Linked DNA regions of Homo sapiens: region 1 is linked to region 2. The links are chromatin loops, found by intact Hi-C in ENCODE. Cell type or tissue: dorsolateral prefrontal cortex. All regions are shown on one strand.

Evidence for each region. Hi-C counts contacts between places; a loop is a spot of excess contacts. Peaks named below come from ENCODE experiments on the same cell type or tissue, not always from the same donor. Only the 100,000 strongest peaks of a DNase experiment are listed, where the experiment ranks them.
Region 1: it touches region 2 in a loop (3-fold over the local background); 12 of 110 quality-filtered maps call a loop at or near these places.

What each region holds. Positions count from the first base shown.
Region 1 is chr6:148,523,905-148,531,904 of GRCh38, reverse strand. SASH1 (SAM and SH3 domain containing 1) reads right to left here. Exons shown (of 20, transcript NM_015278.5): 11 at 6,540-6,614; 12 at 4,309-4,452; 13 at 244-379. Among named protein-coding and RNA genes, the nearest start is that of SASH1, 190 kb to the right of the region's middle. In dorsolateral prefrontal cortex, a CTCF peak has its summit at 3,438 (motif pointing right); DNase peaks (open chromatin) are centred at 1,288, 2,693 and 3,414; H3K4me3 peaks cover 1,950 bases; H3K27ac peaks cover 8,000 bases.
Region 2 is chr6:148,461,536-148,469,535 of GRCh38, reverse strand. It overlaps SASH1 (SAM and SH3 domain containing 1), which reads right to left. Exons shown (of 20, transcript NM_015278.5): 5 at 951-991. Among named protein-coding and RNA genes, the nearest start is that of SASH1, 120 kb to the right of the region's middle. In dorsolateral prefrontal cortex, CTCF peaks have their summits at 4,421 and 4,620 (motif pointing right); DNase peaks (open chromatin) are centred at 3,155 and 4,585; H3K27ac peaks cover 8,000 bases.

The sequences.
Region 1 (8,000 bases), 62 kb before region 2:
AGATGCTTTCCCTATTGTCTCCGATCAAAATTCATCACCTCCTGTTTTGGGCTGCTGCTGCTGCATGTCTACTAATAAACAAACACGACTCTGAGTCCAGAGAGTTTATTGGTCTGATTCTCTAATAGCACCTGAAGGGCAGGACTTGGTCTTATTCACCTTGAAATTGCCTGAACCTAGTGCTCAGTATATGTCAGATATTAACTCCAAAGAAAATAATCTACAATGACAAACTCGACTTACTCATGGAGCTCTGCCCACTGAGAGAACTGCGAAGACTTTCTACAGAACCCCCGGCCTTGAGCTTGGGCTTGTCCAAGTGTTCGGGGTCGGGCTGTGAAGGCGGAGGGGAGCCAGGCATTCCATCAAGGCCCGAGTCCTGCCATGGGTTTCAACAAAATGAAGAAGTTCATCAGAGTGGACAGGTGTTGTTTTGTAATTCTCAGCGACTTGGCCTTCAACGAAATCAATCAAATCAATCTATACCTATATTTGATTCTATAACCAATATTCTCCTCCTCTTAAACTTACATCCTCGCTTACTTTTAAAGTCGTGGCCAATGTCACTATTTATTAAGCACTCAAATACTATTTCTCATTCTCGAATAGATATTCTTGGAATCTCCAAGAAAAAAAAAATCTGTCTACCACACAGACAAAATACTTAAAGGTTTAGAGACTCAGCATACGCAAAAGCCCAGTAGCAAGGCTGGACTTCAAATGTAGATCAAGTACAATCCATGATTACTAGAATACCTGGAAGTGTAGTCAGAGGATATTTAATCTACTTGGATAGGAAACATGCACTTTTAAAAAAGTGTATTCCTGGAAAAAAAAAATTGGCTAGATTCTTATATTTCTATTTGTACAAATTATTGGCATTGGATAAGGAAACATGAATTTAAAACCCACATATACAGCAAACATACTATTTTCCAGTCTACCATAAAATTTCCATATGTTACTCTAAAGTTTTAGCTTCTTTCACTTTTCTAAAGTGTTGTCAGTAAAAAGCTGGGAAATCTCTTTCACACCAGAATCCTGATGGGAGTGACTCAGCAGTACTTCCTGCATTTTGAGTAGCTAAGTATTATCCTCTCAGCGGCTCCTCATTTGCACATTTGAGTATAGCATGCTTATTTGATTCGTGGTGCTACATCAATAGACGATATCACACTTCAGAAAGTTTGCAGTGAGAATTGTTTACTTGCCAAAATAGAAAAGTCTCTGGCATATTACATATGGCCGCAGCCACACGGGCTCAAAACCAGCTAAAATGAAACCTGCTATTTGCATGCTGCCGAGTCATCAGAAGGGCCTTAACACAGCTCCGCAGGTCCTGCAAACATCTGAGGACATCAGCAACAGCAGCTTCTGATCCAACACACATTAGTGCTTTCAATGTGAGGAAAGTGAGCAAGCGACCTCAAAAACAACAAAGAAAACTAGAGCTGACATTATTAGGAAGTTACTGAAGCTCCAAAGTATGAATTCCTTAAAAAAAAAAAATTCATTCCTCCTTTCTGCGTCATAAAATAAGTAACTTTTTTCCCATTAAAATCTTCTGTAATGCTTCTGAAAAAAGCACGCAGTTTGAAAAACAGCAATAGTAAATGTGGGTCTCTGATATATTTTCAAATGCTTTAAAAAATTATTAATTTATTCATCACATGTTTATGAATTACCTACAATAACAGGCACTAATCCAGGTATTGGGCATATAGCAGCAACGGAGAAAACAAATATCCCTACCATAATGGTTGGTATATTTACTAAAAAGTTTTTTTAAAAAAACACACAAGGTGGGCGCAGTGGCTCATGCCTGTAATCCCAGCACTCTGGGAGGCTGAGGTGGGTGGCTCACGAGGTCAGGAGTTCGAGACCAGCCTGGCCAACGTAGTGAAACCCCATCTCTACTAAAAATACAATAATTAGCCGGGTATGGTGGCACGTGCCTGTAGTCCCAGCTACTCAAGAGGCTGAGGTGGGAGAATCGCTTGAACCCAGGAGGCAGAGGTTGCAGTAAGCCGAGGCCACACCATTGCACTCCAGCCTGGGTGACAGAGTGACACTCCGTCTCAAAACAAAAACAAAAACAAAAAAAAAACAACCACATAAAACCTTCCATTATTTTTGCTTTACAGAAAATTTATAATGATCAGTTGTTTCTTTTATTCCTTAACTTATGTGAAATGGCTGCTTTAAAAAAACAGAACTAAGCACATAAGATTGCTATATGGTAGTAAAATTATTGAAAAATGCCAAAATGACATTAAAATTCTATGCTTCTGATTCATAAAGCAGAAAACCTCTGTGAACGTAAAGCTTAAGAGTTTTAGTGGCTGTTTCAATCTATCTTGGGGAAAAGCAAACTTAATAAAATGCTTTCAATTAGTAGCATGCTCTCACTAGCATGCTGACTGCTTCATTGCTGGGAAGAAATATAGAATCACTATCACTCCGTCACCCACAAGGACAAGAGAATGAAAAGAATAAAGAAAAAAAATCATGGATAAGACATGCTGAAGGCAGTCCAGACATCTATCTCCTGCAGGTCTAACAAGCCACGGTTTCTCAGCCTGAGCACTGATCATTTTGATGGACAGCTCTTTGCTGTGCAGACCGTCCTGTGCATGCTAAGATGTTTGGCAGCGTCCCTGGCCTCTATCCTCTAGATCAGCATTCTCCAACTCCCGGGCCACGGACCAGAACCCGTCTGTGGCCTGTTAAGAAGTGGGCCGTACAGCAGGAGGTGAGTGGCGGGTGAGCAGGCCAAGCTTCATCTGTTTTCACAGCCACTCTCCATTACCCGCATTACTGTCTGAGCTCCACCTCCTGTCAGATCAGCGGCGGTATTAGATTCTCGTAGGAGCACGAATCCTATTGTGAATTGTGCACACGAGGCATCTAGGTTGCACGCTGTTTATGAGAATCTAATGCCTGATGATCTGTCACTGTCTCCCATCATCCCCAGATGGGATCATCTAGTTGCAGGAAAACAAGCTCAGGGCTCCCACTGATTCTACATTATGGTGAGTTGTATAATTATTTCATTATATATTACAATGTAATAACAATAGAAATGAAGTGAACAATAAATGTAATGCATGTGAATCATCCTGAAACCACCACCTACACCAGCTCCGTGGAAAAATTGCCTTCCACGAAACCAGTCCCTGGTGCAAAAAGATTGGGCACTGCTGCCCTAGATGCCAGCAATATCCACTCCACTTCACCTCAACCCAGTCTGACCATTGAAAGACATTGCCCTGGAGTCCATGGGGGAGCAAAATGATAGCCTCTCACCCCTTCCCCGTGAGAACCACTGTAATCAACTGAAGCTGCTGTGCAGGCTTTGTTTGAATCAAGTGAGGTGGGTGGCAGGCTGGTGACGTTCGGTCATTCGCATAGGGGCGATGCTTGGTTTTAGCTCACTGTGCCCACCAGAGAGCAGCAGCTGAGCAAAAATGTCTGCTTTTCCTGCTGTTTTTATTTGGTAGATAAAGTGCATTACCTACATATTTCAAGCAGACAACCAGCTCATACACAGGAACTTCAACAGGCTACAAAATGAGTGCTATACAGGTGCTGGAGGAGAGTGTCTTGAAAATTGAATGGTCATAATTACCTTGAGGCCCAGCTCTCCAACTATCTTTACTCCCTCCACCCATGCAATTTAGACAGAAACAGTCATTTCTCTAGCAATGAAATTATAGATCCAGGGGGGAAAAATCAATTCTATGATACCTTCCTTCATGGCTACAGATAAGGCAAATGAGGGAAAACACCCCTCTCTGAAACATTATTACCAAAGCCTGGTACCCAGGAAGAACTTTGAGTTTATTTCTTAGACTGGCTATGTGCTTCTAGAACAACTTATGCTATGATCGACAAGTCTACTGCCACCCCCCCCCCCAAAAAAAAAAAGCTTTAGGTTTGATTCAGGTAACATCCATTTTGTAGCAAGGCATAGTTTAGAAAATAAAATCCTTCCTTTGTATTCAAATTTACAACGCTTAGTGCACTGAAGAATAACCATTTCTTTACATGTCTGTCTCTCTTGTCTGTACACAGAAGGCAAGTTCTGTATTTTGTATTCCCAGCACCAAGCACGGTGCTGAGCAGCCCAAAGTGCTTAATAAACGTGTGTTGAATTCAGTGTTTCTCTACGTAAATAAAGCACGGACTTGGAGCAGGTTAATGCCAAGGAGTATGTGTATTTAGCACCATTTAAAATCTCAGAAGGGCCATTCTCAGCTTTTCTTGTCAGGAAGAACCAAGGGAACATTCTACCAGGTAGCTGCATACCTGCTCAGAGACAGAGCTGCTGTATTTTTTAGACATTCTCTTTCTCATCGTCTCTTTCACTGATTTCACCTTTTTCCCAAGAGAGATGCGAGAGGCAGTAGGTGATTTGATGACTTCTTTGTACACAAAGTCTCCTTCTTTACCCTGTAAAACAAAATGTTGCAAGTATTGTTGGTCGCAGAAAATGAAGAACAGGTTTTATTATTTAAACCATTAACATCCTAGCTCTCAGAAATATTGACATTCCTCATGGATCTTGACGTTTTTCTTGTGTTAACTCAGTGCTATTATTTATCTCTTTGATTAAAAATTAAAGCTTATTGACTATTTTTGTTTGCTTAAAGTGGGATGTGAGTCACTTTTTATTTTACTTACTTTTAGTACATTCTTATCAGGTTACATTTTTTCCACTATTTTTAACATCCAAGGGGGCTGCATTTCATCAGTAAAGAGTGATTTACCTTTGGGAGGCTGAGGCAGGTGGATCACGAGGTCAGGAGATCGAGACCATCCTGACTAACACGGTGAAACCCCGTCTCTACTAAAAATACAAAAAATTAGCTGGGCGTGGTGGTGGGCGTCTGTAGTCCCAGCTACTCAGGAAGCTGAGGCAGGAGAATGGTGTGAATCCGGGAGGTGGAGCTTGCAGTGAGCTGAGATCGCGTCACTGCACTCCAGCCTGGGCGACAGAGTGAGACTCCCTCTCAGAGGGAAAAAAAAAAAAAAAAAGTGATTTACATGAACCAATGTTCATGTAATCCCAGCAATGGGGGAGAATAGAGGGATAATACTACCGAATTGCCTGGAGAAAGAGATTAGAACAAATGGTGAAAGCTCAGTCGTTAGAAGAGCAACATCTGATTGGATTTCCATCACCATAGCACTCAGTGTGTAAATTTCTCTCTCTTAAAGAGCTAGATTGTGGTCATCTCTCATTCTAGTCTGCATTTTTTTAAAAAACAAACTTCTCCCTGAGAAAGAAAAAAATCATATTTTCTCTCATTTCTAAAAAAGATTGACAGCAGAAAACTATTGGCTTAAGAATCAATATAATTCGATAGCCAAATAAAATAGTTTAATTCTCTTCCAGGAAATTTTCAAAACATTTCATATATATCCCAGGTGGGTATTTTAGCTGACCCATGATCATAACAAATATGAAACATGAAATCTTCATTTTACAGTTTTATGACACAATGCAAAGGACAAGCTAAACTACATGTAAGACTCACCAAAGGCCGGGCGCGTGGCTCACACCTGTAATCCCAGCACTCTGGGAGGCCAAGATGGGCGGATCACAAGGTCAGGAGTTCAAGACCAGCCTGGCCAACATGGAGAAACCCCATCTCTACTAAAAATACACAAATTCTCTGGGCATGGTGGCGTGCACCTGTAATCCTAGCCAGTCGGGAGGCTGAGGCAGGAGAATTGCTTAACTGGGATCTGGGAGGCAGAAGTTGCAGTGAGGCAAGATTGTGCCACTACACTCCAGTCTGGGCTACAGAGCGAGACTCCATCTTAAAAAAAAAAAAAAAAAAAAAAAAAAAAAAGACTCACCTTCACCCTTGGGGTCTGAGAAAGCAAATTTCAGGAAACAAAACTTGTGTGCCACTGTGGTGGCCTGTCCCTAGACTATGACCCCAAAGCAGGTCTGAGAGGGCAGACACCTGGGCCTGACACCAGACCCCTGAGGGATCTGGTCTGCTTTGGTCCCACAGAGACTGGGTTCATTCCAGGACACCCCAGACCACAAAATCCTAGGCTTAGTATAGGCCATGTGGGGCCAGGTACTGGGCCCATAATAAGACTGGTGTTCCAAAATGCCAGCACATACTCTTGGGGACCAAATCACAGGGCTCCACTTCATGGCACTATGTGTGTGTAGTAGTTACATGCTTGCAACTAGCAAGAAGAAAAGGCCGTGTGCAAAATGACTCAGACCACAGAGGCCAGACTTATCTGGATTTGTTACTTGAAGAAAACTGGAAGCAAAGGCATTAAAGGAACTGTGCTACTCAAGGAAGGAGATGGCAGTGAGAGTGGTCATCATTCATTCCACGTGGAACAGTGGAGTCTGTAAGGCAAGTGAAATAGAGCTTTTTTCCAAACGTGACTCAGGATTACCAAGGAAAACGGTACCCAGTATCAATTCTCAAAGATACTCAATGGTGAACTATTGTCAACCTCATCGCCTGAATCCATATTTTTTGCTTTCCTCTGATGTTACTCACCATTGGGTCAGAATTATTACTGCCAACGTGCAGAGAGCGATTCGTCAAGTCAAATCCTCCAAAACTGCAGGTTCTCTGTGGAAAAGAGGGTAGGGCAGAAAAACTTCAGTTATGCTTAAGCCAGCCGGCAGTGCACCAACCCAGCAGTCCCCGTTTGCAGGACATCTCTGAATCACAAATACGTGGACAGGATGAAAGTAGAAAACGAGAAATGATGAGAAAAAAACACATGAGTCATGTCGTAAGGAAACTTCACTCATTTTTCCCTTTCACAGGCCACTGGAACTCTGCCTACCCCAGAGGTCTAGAATCCCCTTAACATGCAAAAACCAACCATTTTTTTTAAAAAGCCTAAAAAACAAAAGAAAAACCCTCCATGAGTCCAGTGCTGTGAGATTCCCTGTCTCCAGCACAGAACTTCCCCTAACATCAGCTACATTCAGTAGAGATAATGAAGGGATATGTGTTAGAGGATCCATGTACTCAGGCATCCTGAAAACCCAGGTTTGAAATCCCACGGCTCTGACACCAACAGCAAGCTTTTCAAACAGACTTTCATTTTGTTTAGCTTTAAATCGCTGAGAAGAGGGGGGGAGAAGGTTATGTTTACAGTTGTCCAATCAGGCCAAGAGAATTACTCACTCACCGCTTCCCCATCCTAGCCAAAAACGCTGGTAACTTTCCCATCGAACTGCCCAAGTTAATTCATGGTGACCCTTTTCTCTCAGTGAATGAAGATGCCACATTTGCCCAGAAAGAAAACGGTTGATTCAGTGACTGTGTTTGACCACACTTTTTAATTTCAGTAGGAACAATGCTGATGTTATAAAGAATGAAAACTTTATTATCCTTTTAGGTGGTTGCAAACTTCACGGAACTGCTTATATCTTAGTGATTTCTGTATTTGCAGAACTTGATTCAAATTCACTGTTGTTTTTCTAGTAAAAGCCACTGAGTGACCGCCCTGTGCCCCACAACACACATTAATGTTACAGCTAATTATCTTTTTTAAAAATCAGTAATAAAAGTTTAATTGTAGATTCGGGCTTCAATATTTTGTATTACCAGCTTCTCAGAGAAGTCTAATGAACAGCTATTAAATGGAAGAAATGAACAGAAAAGTACAATGTATTAGGTTGGTGCAAAAGTAATCGCAGTTTTGCCATTATTTTCAATGGTAAAAACTGCGATTACTTTTGCACCAACCTAATATACTATAAGCATTGCTTATTCATTAAAAAAAATATATATATATATATATATATATAATTAACTGAATTGATAAAGTAGAAACATCCTAGAAGGAAAATGCCTACATTTTTGAAATCACAGAAATCTAGATGCAAATCCTGGTTCTGCCACTTACTTGCTGTGTGATCTCAGGTAAAGTACTTACACTCTCTGAGCTTTAGATTCTTCATTATTAAAATAATACTTATATCATATTTGAAGCCTTCTAGC
Region 2 (8,000 bases):
GTCTCGAACTCCTGGGCTCAAGTAATTCTCCCTCCTTGGCCTCCCAAATTGCTGGGATAAGAGAAGTGAGCCACTGCACAGGCTGACAATATATTTCTTTGACTATAAGCTATATTCCCTTCTCCCTTCTCCCATTTTCATGTTTCTGAAACAGAGATGCAGCCTAATAAATGGTAATAGCTAACATTTATTCAGCTACTATATCCAGGCACTTAGCTATCTAATGGCAAGATTTCATTTAATACTCAATTATATGACACATCATTGTTCCCACCTAGCAGATGAGAAAACTGAGGCTTGGTGCAAGTGAGCTGCACAAGGTGATAGCTATTGGGTCGGCATATTCAAAGTCAGGCAGCCAGGGTTGATTGAGTACTTAATGTTCCTAATCACTATCAGCCACCCACCCTGTGACCCAAACAAAATAGCTGTTACTAAACCAAGAGTGAATTTTATAATCAAGAATATATAAAACATACAATGCCTTAATTATGCATAATCTTGGATCCAAAAAATTCCAAATTGAAGGATTTATCCTAAGGACATTATTAGGGACACAGACCCCAGGATTTTTATAGCAGCAGTAAATTTTTAAGTCTGCATAATATTCCACCATATTGGATGTGCCATAAGCTAATTAACCAATTCATTCTTTGCTGGATATTTAGGTTGCTTCTAATTTTTCTGTATTAACGTAGAGAATATTCAGTCATGGGAAAATGCTCATAACATATTCAAGTTAAAAACTATAAAACAGTATGCAGAATATGATCACAATTATATTTTTTTAAAACTGCCTAGAAAAAGGAGAATAAGGATGTACATCAAAATCTTAACAGTGTTTATTTCTGAGTAGAAGGATTCTTGTGGGTTTTGTATTTTCACATATTCGTGTTTTCTATAAAGTATTGAAATAATTAAATAGGTAAACCAAGAAAAGTGGTACTGACCTACAGAGCTGTCTTCTGAGTTTGATTTATGAAGAGGGTTCCTAGAAAAGAAAAACAAATCAGATTACCAGAGAGCCTTGCTTTCATGGGAGAACTGAAAATCCTCCTAACTAGTTTGACCCAGCATCAATACTACTTAATACAGCCAGGGAAATTGTTATAGGCTATTTACCACTGGCTTTTTCTACCCATCTGCTGACTTCCTAGAAATAGACTCGTGTGCCATTTGTCGACATTTATTAAAGACTCACTCGAAGGTGAGACCTGTAATATTAAATGAAGAAGACAGACTTCACTAGACGATCACTGAAGTACCTTTCATTCTGTGAACTACTAATACAAGTGAAGTTACTGCCATTGGGAAGTCTCTTGTGTAAGAGGAAAAGAGAAAGCAAATAATAATGAAAACATAAACTCAGCACCACAAATGCCACTTGGGCCCACAGATGAGTACAGTGGTCGGCTCTAGGAAAACAAAGGGGGCAGGGAGGCGGGTGAGACACCCACAACAGGATATTGAGTGTCCCTAATAAAGGGGGCGGCCAGTACACAGTTCCTCCAGTTGGTTGCTGCCAATTGGCAAGTGCAATGTCCATCCTGCTGAATCTTCCAATGTTCAAAAAGAAGACAGAAATCTGCATTTTTTTTTTTGAGACAGTCTTGCTCTGTAGTCCAAGCTGGAGTACAGTGGCATGATCTTGGCTCACTGCAACCTCCGCCTCCTGGGTTCAAGCGATTCTCCTGTCTCAGCCTCCCAAGTAGCTGAGATTACAGGTATGCGCCATCACGCCTGGCTAATTTTTGTATTTTTAGTAGAGACGGGGTTTCACCATGTTGGCCAGGATGGTCTGGAACTCCTGACCTCATGCAATCCTCCTGCCTCGGCCCCCCAAAGTGCTGGGATTACAGGCGTGAGCCACTGTGCCCAGCCAGAAATCTGTATTTTTATACAAGAGCTCTAACATTTTTAAGTGATGGTAAAGAAACCAATGTTTTTAAACATGTGTCCAAATTAATCAATACATGTCTGGGCATCGAATTTGCCTCCCACCCCAACACCTTTGGCTGCCAGTTTGTGAAGGCAGATACAGATTAACCCAAATAATCTGAAAAGTGTGCACAGCCCAAAACCAGTTCATTAAGCATTTCTCCAGAAAAAAACTTAGACAAACAAAATTTAAAGAAAGAAAGCGGGAAAGCCAAAGAAAGTTAAAATTGGTTGTATCAAAAAGGGAACGAGGTGGGCAGATCACTTGAGGTCAGGAGTTTGAGACCAGACTGGACAACATGGCAAAGCTCCGTCTCTACTAAAAATACAAAAATTAGCTAGGCGTGGTGGCACAGGCCTGTAATCCTAGCTACTCGGGAGGCTGAGGCAGGAGAATTGCTTGAATCTGGGAGGCAGAGGTTGAAGTGAGCCAAGATCGCACCATTGCACTCCAGACTGGGCAACAGAGTGAAACTGTATCACCAAAAAAAAAAAAAAAAAAAAAAAAAGGAACAGGGAACAGTAGAGTGTGGAGCAAAATCTTTCATTAGGTGTGTCCAAATCCCAGAAGGAAAATACAGTATCCTTGGGCTTACAGCCAAGGGAAACCAGAAAGAAGGCACCTGCATCAGAAGAGACACAGACACTTGGGGGATTTAAACCTGAATCTTCACTACAAGTTCACCACCAGGAAGGAAGATGGAAGAGGTGATTTTTGCATCTGAAGGCTAGGGAAGACAAGAAAGTGGGAGGCCAGGTATGAGTTACACTGAAAAAATTAGAGCAAAGGCTGAGGCAGGAGGAGAGCAGCCTGGGCAACATAGTGAGACACTGTCTCTTTAAAAAAAAAACTTCTAAAAAGTTCAACTGGGTATGGTGACATGCATCTATAGTGCTAGTTCTAGCTACTCAGGAGGCTGCAGCAGGAGGACTACTTGAGCCCAGGAGTCCGAGGTTGTAGTGAGCTATGATCACACCACTGACCTCCAAACTGGGTGACTGAATGAGACTCTGTCTCATTCAGAGGAAGAAGAATTGAATATCCTAATCACCTAAAGTGATTTTCTGCCTACCTTTTGGATAAAAGGACCTTGAGAATCTAAGGTGACCAGAGAGAGGGGAGGGAGGCTTTTTCACGCAGAGCAGCCTTTAATAAGCCACCACCCTTTGGTGTAGCTGCACTGGTGTGGGCTGACCACTGGGTGCCATTTCTGAGTGGCAGGCCCATGCCCTGCAAGCACCACCATTCTCCACGGCTGAGTGCAGAGAACTGTTGATGACCAGCACAAAAATCTGAAAGCTTTCTATTGTAAACTAAGGGAGAGTCGGAGCTAAGAACAGAATCAGGGGAGAAACCGCTAGAGAGGACAAGAGCTAGTTTTGAATTCTAGTTATTTCCCCTTATTCCTGTGCTGTGAATACAGAACATGTAAGGAAAATCTCACTTATCACCAAATTGTGCCAAAACATGGCTAGGACCTACTCTCCTTCCTCCTATCCACACAAAAATGAAAATACCTGTATTTACCTGCAAGGCTTTTAGGAGGTAGCCATTTCAAAATTTAAATCTTTCAGCCAAAATGTACTGAACAACGCACAAGTAAGGTACATGGATGAACACGAAGGAAGGGGAGCCACAGGTTAGAGACGGAGGGAGACAGGAACAAAAAAGCATAAGAAATGACGAGGGGGAAGGGGAGGAGAAGAATGAGGAAGAGAAGCAGCAAATGTAACATGCTCAGGGCCACGGGAGAAGTGGGAGCAAAATAAGAGCAAGCTAGTTGGCTGGGGACTGAGGCAGGAAATCCTTCAGAAAGAAAGAAGGGTTTCTGCTAAGTTTAGCTTCTTAATTTTTTTAAAAAATCTTACTGTGCTGTACTTTGCACTTCAAGTCATGGGACTGTGCAGCTGCCACCTTACTTCAGCGGGCTGGGGTCTGCAGCTGGTTAAACATGTTTTCTGTAAGGGGCCACCAGAGGGACAGGGAGCCCCATATGTATTTTTGTCCTCACCCTAAGGACTAGGGATGTCTTTTTTTTTTTTTTTTTTCTCCTGGAGACAGAGTCTCACTCTGCTGCCCAGGCTGGAGTACAGTGATGCGATCTCGGCTCACTGCAACCTCCACCCCCAGGTTCATGCGATTCTCCTGCCTCAGCCTCCTGGGACTACAGGCATATGACACTATGCCTGGCTAATTTTTGTATTTTTAGTAGACACGGGGTTTCACCATGTTGACCAGGCTGGACTTGAACTCCTGACCTCAGGTGATTTGCCCGCCTCGGCCTCCCAAAGTGCTGGGATTGCAGGCATGAGCCACCGTGACCGGCCAGGACTAGAGAAGTCTTGACCTAACTGCTATGGACCAAATATCCCCACCTCAGGATAAAACTTATTATGTAATAAGTGAAAACACAAATTGTGAATTTTTACTTTCCCTAAAAGTCATCAAAATACTTCAAAAAGTACACTGCAGAAAAATGTACGCTCCCACTGCTACACCATTAGCACAAAATGTGATTGCATTTTCCTCTCTGAAATGATGACTGACAATATTTTCACTATTTTTAATCTACTGTCTTCAAACTACCACACACTTTGAATAATTTTATCCTCCGGTTTGGACTTGGCCCAGGCATTGCTTGAACTTCCCCAGGATGCCAGCAGATGGCACTGTAGTTTCTTTATTCATCTTGCTGTGGTGAGTGGGATTTTGTTTTTAAAATTTCACAAGTTCACCACCTAGATGCTGGCCAAAGAATAACAAGCCCATGTTTCATAAGCGTGAGGCTCCCCAACTCATCAAATTTACAATCCTTTGAATTTTACGTTGAATCCAAATTCAATGTGTGAATTTGGATGCAGTGACTTTCTCCCTGCAAACAGAAGCTGGCATAGAAGCAGTGCAAAATGCCATCTCCTTTCTCCTTGAGAATGATTATTACAATTCATCCAGCAGGAGCAAAAATCAATGATATAACCCAAGTCCAAAAGTGGATGGCAGCAGGTGGAAGGGGTCATTTACTAATCTCCTGGTGGAAGAAATTAATGCTCAGACGTCAGCTCCAAAGAGGCCTCCTGGTAGTAGTACCTCCTTCCTCCAGCCAGAAGCCCCAGGCCTGAGGATGGTGGGCGCTGGAGCTGGATCTGCTCTTTGGACTCATCTTTTTCATTGTCAATGGGTAAAAAGTATGGTAACTTCAGCATGGATTTTGATGACCAGGAAGCAATAATTAATATTCTGCTGTGCTTTAAAAATCCATTTAAACATTTAATTATCATCAAGTATTGGATTTAAAGTCTCAGAACTGAACCTTAGCAAATATTTGTTCATCAATAACTCCTACTATTAAGACCCCAAATCTATCTGCTTAAGTGTCAACATTTTTCCTCAAGATCCCTAAACTGCTTTAGCTGTTCCTGAAGGCAAAATTCACTTAAGAAAATTCCTACATTAAGGAATTTATCAATCCCATTGAAAAATAAAAATAATTTAAGAGACAGTATCCCCAGAACTGGTTTCTTTCCTCCTACCTCTGTCTTTAACAAATTCTTTGTTAAATTGCTTTGTGTATTCATTTTCACTCATTCTTTCATTCAGTATTTATTTATTCACCTCTCAGTAGGAGTCAGGCATCCTCTGAGGTCCTGAGAACATAGCAATAAACAAGACAGATTCAAGAAGGGCGACTGCAGAGTCAAGGAGTGAGGAGAAGTTGAGGTGATGGGACAGAGAAGGCTTCTCTGAGCAGAAACCTAAATAATGAAATAACATTCACTTCCCCAGATGGGGAAAGCTGGGCAGGGGAACAGCAGGGGAGGGAACAAGAGGTCCCCTTTGGACATGCTAAGTGTGCGGTGCTTATTAAACATCCCTGTGCAGACAGTAAAGAAACAGTTGGACATGTGAGTCTAGAGCTGCAGATAAGAATTTGTAAGTGACTTGCATACTCTAAGCTCTGACTGAACACTACGAAGAGAAACATTATGAAGACTGAGCTCCAGGGCAACCCGATTTTTAGTGGTCATAAAGAGAAAGTGAGGCCCAGCAATGAGACTTAGGAGGAGCAGCCAGTGGGAGAAGGAAAAGAAGGCAGAGTGCTCCTTTACCTTTCTGGTTAGAATATTATTAAACTCCGTTTTACAAAAATTATATCGCAGCTGGGCGCAGTGTCTGACCCTGTAATCCCAGCACTTTGAGGCCGAGACGGGTGGATCACCTGAGGTCAGGAGTTCGAGTCCAGCCTGGACAACATGGTGAAACCCCATGTCTACTAAAAATACAATAATTAGCCAGGCGTGGTGGAGAGCACCTGTAATCGCAGCTACTCAGGAGGCTGAGGCAGGAGAATCACTTGAACCCAGGAGGTGGAGGTTGCGGTGAGCCGAGATTGCGCCACTGCACTCCAGCCTGGGTGACAAAGTGAGACTCCATCTTAAAAAAAAAAAAAAATTATATTGCAGTCTCTCACTCCACACAGTGGAAACTCTAGGTTGCCATATTTTCTTTTCCAGTGAGTCTACTGCTTTACAGTGGAGATCCTCGTAAGACCATAGAGTAGGAGGAGGAACACAACACAGGTCAACATGAAATTCTTTACACTTGTATAGAATTCCACCTCTCAAATGCAATACTCTCATTACCCCCCATCACAGAATAGGACTGTCACTGAGATGGGAGTGATGACATGCCTGAGGTCCAATCGTGCTGGGCAAGGGCATAACTGGGCTTGGTGGCCACGTCTCTGACTCCTGAGTTCAACACCTCACCCTCTTCCCCAGACTCCTCCTCATTTGTATAACAGAATTCCAAATTGTATACATTCTTTAACAGGATGCTTCTTTTCTATTATTTAAGGGATAGACAGAAAGGGGATACCATTACATACTGGCCCAGCTCTTGAGTAAATTGCTAAAATGATACTCAGAAGAACCTGCAAAAACAGAAAGTTTTCAACACCAAACCTCACCATGGTCTATGGAAGTATCAGAACTAAATATTCCAAGAACACTTTTCAGGAATTGACTATCTGGCTATTGCAAGACCCCCCTATCTGCTTCTAGAAGGAAAGGAAGCCAAATACTATGGCTCAAACTCATTTTTCTTCTTCTGTTTATATACAAATAGTCTAAGCTACATCCAGACAAAGACAACTCTATCTCGTTTCTACATACTGAGTCCAGCACACCAGAAAAGTGCAATGAATGGCCAAGCATAAACAAATTCCTAAAATACACTTCATGTTTTGGCTTTGATGAGCTGTCCAGAAACTTCATTATAACCAAGAAAAAAAAAAAAGAAAAGAAAAGAAAAAGAAAGGAAAGTGGTTATAACCTCATTTCCAAGAAAGGAACATATGCTATATGTTACTGGAAAACCTGTACTTAAGGGATTTTCAAAGTTCCTTAATCTTGAGTCTCAGGAAATCAACTTCTCCATTAGTTGATTTCCTGCTGAATTTGAAATCTGGTCTTTTGCTGTGTCTGGGTCTTTTCCTGCATCATCCCAGGCCTGCCAAGGCAGTCCCGAAAGCCAGTAGCAGCCTTTTCTCCACCATTTAAAAAAAAAAGCCTGACACATCTGTGCTACTGAATTGTGCATGTACAGGGGGAGGCAGGGGAAGGTTAAAAGGTTGAAGGGCTTACATTAAGAAGTAGTTAAGATTTTCATTTTCTTTATGTCCTACTTAAGTATGGATAACTGTACCTTCATATTTTGCTCCTTTCATGACAAATCATTACATGTTAAAGAAGTAATTCCTCAATTTAATATTTCTTTCTATCCTTTGGGTATCAAAGATACTTTTATCACACAAACCTATCTCCTCTGTTTAAGAGAAATAGATATGAAACAAAATTCAATTCATACTATCCACTAGTTGCCATAAAAACTCAAGAGTCACCCTTTCTCCAGCCACAGGGCCAGGACTTGGATGATGCCAGAGAGACACAGATAGCCCAAGTTGTAAGAGGTCACCTCTTACAGATTTGGTGTTGATTTGGTGTAAGATTCTCTCAGAATCCGGCAGGTGCAGGGAGTGAGTTGCCTCCTTAAATTCCATGCC